2 separate regions of the Homo sapiens genome follow, and region 2 is linked to region 1. The links are chromatin loops, found by intact Hi-C in ENCODE. Cell type or tissue: IMR-90. All regions are shown on one strand.

Evidence for each region. A loop is a pair of places that touch in the nucleus more often than their neighbours do. Peaks named below come from ENCODE experiments on the same cell type or tissue, not always from the same donor. Only the 100,000 strongest peaks of a DNase experiment are listed, where the experiment ranks them.
Region 2: a loop joins it to region 1, with 5 times the contacts of the local background. A loop is called at or near these places in 1 of 110 quality-filtered maps.

What each region holds. Positions count from the first base shown.
Region 1 is chr2:201,797,144-201,801,143 of GRCh38, reverse strand. No RefSeq gene overlaps it. Among named protein-coding and RNA genes, the nearest start is that of CDK15, 7.4 kb to the left of the region's middle. In IMR-90, a CTCF peak has its summit at 2,056; DNase peaks (open chromatin) are centred at 2,063, 2,743 and 3,463; H3K4me3 peaks cover 197 bases; H3K27ac peaks cover 1,906 bases.
Region 2 is chr2:201,908,035-201,912,034 of GRCh38, reverse strand. No RefSeq gene overlaps it. Among named protein-coding and RNA genes, the nearest start is that of CDK15, 100 kb to the right of the region's middle. In IMR-90, no CTCF peak of the experiment used is centred here; DNase peaks (open chromatin) are centred at 1,914, 2,464 and 2,984; H3K4me3 peaks cover 842 bases; H3K27ac peaks cover 1,702 bases.

The DNA of each region.
Region 1 (4,000 bases):
CAGGAAGGACAAAAATCTCTAACAGATTTCTCTAACAAATCAATGGCATTAAATAAGAAGAAAATGAAGAGAATTTAAAAGACTTAAGGGCCAGGCCCAGTGGCTTACGCCTGTAATCCCAACACTTTGAGAGGTCGAAGTGGGACAATTGCTTGATCTAGGAGTTCAAGACCAGCCTGGGTAACATAGTGAGACCGCATCTCTACAAAAACTGTAAATTAGCCAGATGTGGTGGCATGCACCTGTGGTCCTAGCAACTGGGAAGGCTGAGGTAGGACAATTGCTTGAGTTCAGGAGGTCAAGGCTGCATAGAGCCATGGTTGTGCCACAGCACTTCAGACTGGGTGACAGAGCAAGATCCTGTTTCAAAAAAAAAAAAAGACAAAAGATAAAAAATGCAATATGTAGATATTGTTTGGATCCTGATTTGAACAAATTAACTGTAAAATGACATTCCTGAAAGCAGTATTGAAATTCAAATATGGTATTAGATGATTTTAAGAATTTATTTTTAATTTTACATGATGATTATGTTTTAAAAACAATCCTGACATTAGAGATGTACACTAAAGTATTTATAGGTAGAATAGCATAATTTCCAGGCTTCCTTTAAAATATTACAGACATATAATGCTGGGGGTAGAAAATACAAAAGTGGTAAAAATATTGATCATCGTTTAAACTGAGTGATAACTATATGGAGGTTCATTTCTGTGTATTTAAGACTTCTGAATAAAAATGTAGAAAAATAACAGTATTAAAAAAACACCTTTATACAAAATCTATACATTTCAATAATGTACTTCTTTTTTTATATTCATGGCTATTTTCATCAAGGGTAGTGGAGGCTTTCAATAAAAATACAGCAATCATCATCATCATCATAGCAACAGCTACCATGTCACTGCTTGCTCTGTGCCAGGCTCCATGCAGGCAGAGATTAATCCTTACAATGCCATGACAGTGAGGTAGGTACCATTATTAACCACACTTAATCATTGAGGGAACTGAGTTCAGGGAGTTTAAGTAACTTTCCCCCAAGGTTATTAAACTAGCAAATAGGCCAGGCATGGTGGCTCGTGCCTGTAGTCCCAGCACTTTGGGATGCCAAGGCGAGTGGATCACCTGAGGTCAGGAGTTCGAGACCAGCCTGGCCAACATGGTGAAACCCCATCTCTACTAAAAATACAAAAATTAGCCAGGTGTGGTGGCACGTGGCTGAAATCCCAGCTACTTGGGAGGCTGAGGCACAAGAATCGCTTGAACCCAGGAGGCGGAGGTTGCAGTGAGCCAAGATCTCGCCACTGCACTCCAGCCTGGGCAATACAGCAAGACCCTGTCTCAAAATAAATAAATAATAAAATAAACTAGCAAATAGTAGAAAATATTTATAAAACTCCCCAAAGACTATATACCAAATTTCACAAATTTTATTTAATGAGGAGACATTAATAATTTGTATTTGTAAAAGAGCATGAACTCTCTCTCAGTGTGCTCACATTTCTTACTAATTATAAGGCTGAAGTTTAAATGAGTTGTTATATTTCAAATAAACCAGTAATAGATAAACTAAACCAGGTATAAGTGATGCTAGTTCATTAATCAGGAGGCCTGTAACATTATCCTTTGTAAAAAGATGGTATGTCTTTTGGTAAAAAATAAAAGCAGCAGAGTACAATTCTTTTTTTTTTTTTTTTTTTTGAGACGGAGTTTCGCTCTTGTTGCCCAGGCTGGAGTGCAGTGGTGCAATCTTGGCTCACTGCAACCTCCACCTCCCGGGTTCAAGTGATTCTCCTGCTTCAGCCTCCCAAGCAGCTAGAATTACAGGCACGTGCCAACAGACCTGGCTAATTTTGTATTTTTAGTAAAGATGGAGTTTCACCATGTTGGCCAGGCTGGTCTCGAATTCCTGACCTCAGGTGATCCACCTGCCTCAGCCTCCCAAAGTACTGGGATTACAGGTGTGAGCCACCACGCCCAGCCAATTCTTAAGTCACACTTCTTCCTGGAGTACCCTAACTTGAAACTGACATGCTGAGAGTGCTGTCTGCTGACAGTCAACAGAACTGCAGGCACATGGTATCTAGGTCTCCTTTGTAGCCTTACACACATACCTATCTGTTCTTTCTTTATATCATACTATTATTTCATAATAGTATGCTATTTGTTTACTTGTACTTGCTTTTCACAATGAAGTTGATGTTGCAAATTCCAGTGTTATCTTCTGTTTCCATTGTTTTTAATAAAGAGTAAGGTTCGAAACTGGTGAGTTATTCAGTTTTTACTGACTTTAAAAGACCATTCTTGGGGCCTGCGAATAATATGCTTAGGTTTCTAGCCTTAAATTCCATGGTCCTTGCCTTGATACTAGATTCCTGCCTCTCATTCAGGCTTTCTCCACATCCTGGACTTCACTCCTGAAACAAGATTACTGGTTGTGGATCAAAATTCTTTTAACTACAAATGGAATGCTCAAGAATGCTGAGTGATTCCATATGTGTAGGTCCACATTCTAAATCTACTGGAAAGCATTTGACGTGAAAAAAAAAAAAAGACATTGCACAGGCAGGTAAGGAAATCTCATTGCAAGGTGTTCTTGTGACAGAATGGCTTAGCTTGTGAAACAATGCCATTCCAGTAGTCCTCCCCAATCCATGGTTCTGCTTTCCATGGTTTCAGTTACCCGTGGTCAACCACAGTTTGAAAATATTTAATGAAAAATTCCAGAAATAAACACCGCATAAGTTTTAAATTGCACGCCATCCTGAGTAGTGTGATAAAAATCTCACACTAACCTGCCCAGGATGTGAATCATCCCTTTGTCCAGCTTATTCACCCTGTATATTCTTCCCTCTTATTCGTTACTTTGTAGCCCTCTAGGTTATCAGATCAACTGTATCTCAGCGCTTGTGTTCAATAACCCTTATTTTACCTAATGGCCTCAAAGCGCAAGACTAGTGATGCTGATATATTGTTACAATTGTTCTATTTTATTATTAGTTTTTGTTATTAATCTCATATTGTCCCCAATATAAATTAAACTTTATCATAGGCATGTATGTATAGGAAAAAACGCAGTGTATATAGATGTTCGGTACTAGCTTTGATTTCAGGCATCCACTGTAGGTCTTGGAACACATATCCCTCGCCGCTCACAGATAAAGGGGGACTGCTGTGTACTGAACACTGTACCTAAAAAAGGACTCGTCATCTCAAACTGTAGGAATACTTGGGATAGCTGTAGAAGCAGGGAAAGTGGAAGACTTCTTTCTTCCAGTCTAAACAAAAAAGAAAATTATGCTTCTACAGACTGGATACTTTCTGTTTTTCTTTGCATTTATACGGTTGATTGGTTTCTTGAGTCTGAATGGACTATGGGAAAATTCCAGAAAGGACTTGAACTGATGATGTGATTCCCCTGAAATGGAGAACCACAACTTTATATTTAATTTTCCACTCTCAGTATAACAGCATGAATTTTTAAAAGAATGACTCAACGTTCTTTTTATAAAGAACAGGTTGCAAATATAGCACAATCAGGTCCCAGAGTGAGGCAACTTGTCATGAATTTAGTCCAAGTCTTCTGGCTCTAGGAAGTGAAAATAAGAAGGCAAACACATGGTTTACTTACATTTACTCATAACCATTCTGTGGCAAAATTATTAAATAATTTGCCCAAATAAGCAAGATGTGGTAGAACTAGGATTTGAACCAAGGTGGATCAGCTGCAGAGGCCATACTTTTAGCCTACTTCACCATTTTCCTTCTCCATACAATTTAAGAATGTGGAGATGATGAGTCATACCAGAGTTTTTGTGCCCGCGCTTGCTTCTGCCTTCCTTCAGTAGGCATTATCACCGAATATGGCTACCATTTTGTATCTGTTCTAAACAAGCACTTTGCATACATTATCTTAGTTAATTCTGTGATGTAGATATTTATTCCCCCAATTTTGAATAAGAAAACTGCAAATTGTTCAAAGTTTTTTAGAGCATAGATA
Region 2 (4,000 bases), 110 kb before region 1:
GTGTCTCAGCCAGATCTAGCTTTTTGCACCAGAGAGAGCTCCCCAATAAACCTGTGGCCCCCAATCCTGTCAGGGTCTGTTTGAAGAGAATTCAATCTAGGATCTTGCTTAAAAGTAAACTGTTGATTTAAGTTTCTCTTGAGATTTGAATATTTCTCTCAAAAGTGATACGCAGAAAATGTGAAGTGAATGTGTCTTCTGGTTATTTAGGCTTCAGCTGATTGTGTTGGATTCCTATTGTTGCGATAACATGTTATCATAAATTCAGTGGCTTAAAATAGCACAAATTTCTTACGATTCTCTAGTTCATAAATCTAAAATGGTACTCACTGGGCTAAAAACAAAGATTTCGGCAGGGCTGTGCTCCATTTTGAAGGCTGTAGGGGCAGTCTGTTTCCTGGTCCCTTCCAGCTTTTTGAGGCTGTCTGCATTCCTTGGCTGATGGCCTTCTTCTCCCATGTTCAAAGCCAGCAACAGCAGGCCCGGTTCTCCATCACATCACTCTTTCTCTTCCGCCTCACTCTTACACTTGTAAACCAAAAATAAAATTCAAAGGCCCTGCCCACAACCATGTGAATGGACTCCCTTCTCAGTCAGGGCACCCTAAAAATCTAACCTGAAGGACCAGTTCAGGCCATGAAGGGAAGCAGGGGTTGGACATACCTCATTAGACCCCTCCAGCATTAACATCAACACAGACCTTAAGTCTGATAAGAAATTTACTTTGCTCTCTAAAGCCTGCTACTTGGAGGCTTTATCTGCATGATAAAACCTAGGTCTCTGCAACCCCTATGGTAACTCAGACATTCTTTTCTACAGATAACAGATCTTTCAACCAATTGCCAGTGAGAATCTGTTTAAATCTACCTGTTACCTGGAAGCCCTCCCCACCTTTGTGTTGTCCTGCCCTTCCAGATGGAGCTAATGTAGATCTCACATGTATTGATTGATGTATTATGTCTCCCTAAAATGTATAAAAGCAAGCTGTACTCCAACCACCTTGAGCACACGTCGTCAGGACCTCCTGAAGTTGTGTCGCAGGTGTATCCTTAACCTTGGCAAAATAAACTCTCTCTTTTTTTTTGAGACAAAGTCTCGCTCCGTTGCCAGGCTGGAGTGCAGTGGCGCAATCTCGGCTCACTGCGACCTCCACCTCCCAGGTTCAAGTGATTCTCCTGCCTCAGCCTCCTGAGTATCTAGGACTACAGGCACATGCCACCACGCCCAGCTAATTTTTGTATTTTTAGTAGAGACGGGGTTTCTCCATGTTGGCCAAGATGGTCTCGATCTCTTGACCTCGTGATCCGCCCGCCTCAGCCTCCCAAAGCACTGGGATTACAGGCGTGAGCCACCGTGCCCGGCTGGCAAAATAAACTTTCTAAATTGATTGAGGCTTGTCTCAGATACTTTTTGGTTTACACACTTTCAGGACCCTGTGATAACATTGGGCCCACCTAGATAATCCAGGATATGTTCTCTATTCTCAGGTCAGCTAATCAGTTACCTAAATTCCATTTGCAACTTTAATTCCCCCTTGCCATGTAACATAGCATGGGTATAGGTTCCTGGGATTAGGATGTGGGGATCTTTGGTTGGGGGGTGGGCAGTGTTCTGCCTACCACACTAATCAAAGTTTTGCTATTTAACTGATAAGACAAATGGGAACCAGACCAAAGTAAGCAAAGATGGACTTACTTGGATAATTACAACATGTATATATTTTGTCATGTGGGATATTTCAGGACTGTGAACATCTGGAGAGCACAGCATGATGGGGGCGGGGGGTGCTTTGGGAGGAAGTGGGAGGCAGCGTAGGCAAAACTGAAAGTGACAAGAACTTTAACCAAAGTTATGTTACTGCAAAAAGTAGAAGAGCTGTGCTGTAAGTAAATCAGCAAGGAAGGGTTTAAGTAGGGTCTAATGTAGTGATGAAGCCCAGCTACAGTGTCTTTGGGCTGGGTTAACTACCCTGACTCATCAAGTGTTGGCGACTGAAAAAGGTTGTGGAAGGATGATCTCGTGTGTATTGATTACCCAATGGCTGGCCACATAAAAATGGACAACTTTTGTTAAAAGGCTGTCTGGGCTCAGATACAGCTGCAGGTTTTTAGCAACTGGAAGGCATTTAAGTTAAGCTCAGGGTAGTTGCAAGAATGGAAGTTGCTGACTTCCTATCAAAAAAGCTGCCTATTCTGATTTGTCTCTTCAGAGCCCCAAATAGTCTCTCTAGCCCTAAGCCAGCAATGGCTTAAGGCTCCACATTGCAGAATGGAGAGGTGGGTTGAGGTGCATGTGTGTGAGCGTCTCTGTTTAGGCAGGGTCCTTTCCCGCAGTGAAACCTTTTGCTCATGTTTACAATTCACTGAATAAAAGTTTAAGAGTCTAGGAACATACAATTCAAAAGGACTTGATGACCTCATCAATTTCTCCTGCCTTAGTAGAGCTGAGTGTCTGGGGCTTCCAGGCAAGTTACTTGTGAATATGTGTAAGGAAATTTAAGGTATGTTTTAAATAAACATACCAGAGCTTATGCATCCCACATGAGGCTCTCCTTCAAAGCAATCTCCCTGGAAGATGAATTACTTATTCCAAAGATGCTGTTAAAAACACTCTGGATCGTTTCTTTTTCGACACTGAAGTGAATGGAGTATCTTGATGAGGACAAATATTTATCCTTTAAAGGTGGATTTGATTTTTAACAGCTAAAATTCATTTAGATCAAAGTCCGGGGAATAAGGTGCATGATCAAGTTAAGTAATACCATTTTAGATTAAAAGATGAGGATGATAAAATTGAGACTCATTTTCTCGTGAGGATTGTGTATGGTTCTGAAGGCCAAAGAGCCTGAACAATGGCAGTATTGATGGGGTAAGCTGGCACTTTTCAAAGAGATTTCTTTAAAAGACAACACGTTTGAAAGCAGCAATTTTTGGAATCTATTTTTTTAAGCCTATTGCCTCAGAGAGACACTGTAGAATAGTGATTAGAAGCATAGGCTCTCAAAGCAGTTCTGGAATCTAAGCTCAGCATCACCATATATAATATCAACTGTGTGACTCCAAGCAAGTCACTTAACTTGTGTAAGCTTCATTTTCTTTTTTCTTTTATTTTCTTTTATTTTTTTTTTTTGAGATGGAATCTCACTCTGTCACCCAGGCTGGAGTGCAGTGGCACTGTCACAGCTCACTGCAACCTCCACCTACCAGGTTCAAGTGATTCTCCTGCCTCAACTTCCAGAGTAGCTAGGACTACAAGCATGTGCCACCATGCCCAGCTAATTTTTGTATTTTTAGTAGAGATGGGGTTTCAACATATTGGCCAGGATGGTCTTGAACTCCTGACCTCAAGTGATCTGCCTGCCTCGGCCTCCCAAACTGCTGGGATTACAGGCGTGAGCCACTGTGCCTGGCGAGCTTCATTTTCTTCATCTGAAAGGGAGGATTATAATATTAACTACTGGCTGGGCATGGTGGCTCACGCCTGTAATCCCAACACTTTGGGATGCTGAGGTGGGCGGATCACCTGAGGTCAGGAGTTCAAGAACAGCCTGGCCAACGTGGTGAAACCCTGTCTCTACTAAAAATACCAAAAAATTAGCTGGGTGTGGTGGCGCACGCCTGTAGTCCCAGCTACTAGGGAGGCTGAGGCATGAGAATCACTTGAACCCGAGAGGCGGAGGTTGTGGTGTGCCGAGATCGCACCACTGCACTGCAGCCTGGGAAACAGAGCAAGACTGTCTCAAAAAAATATATAATAATAATAAAAATAATATTAACTACTTCACAGATGGCTATGAGGAATAAATCAGGTCATATATATGAAAAGCATGAGGTTATGTGTGCAGAACCCCTATTCTACTACCTGACATATAATAAGTGCCCGATAAATTGTGGCTATTGTGTTTCTTCTTTGTCACATTGTGTACACATAAACACACGACTATTCATGCCTAGATGGGAGTAAATCCATAATGTTGATTGTATTTGTGATGTGTATGACA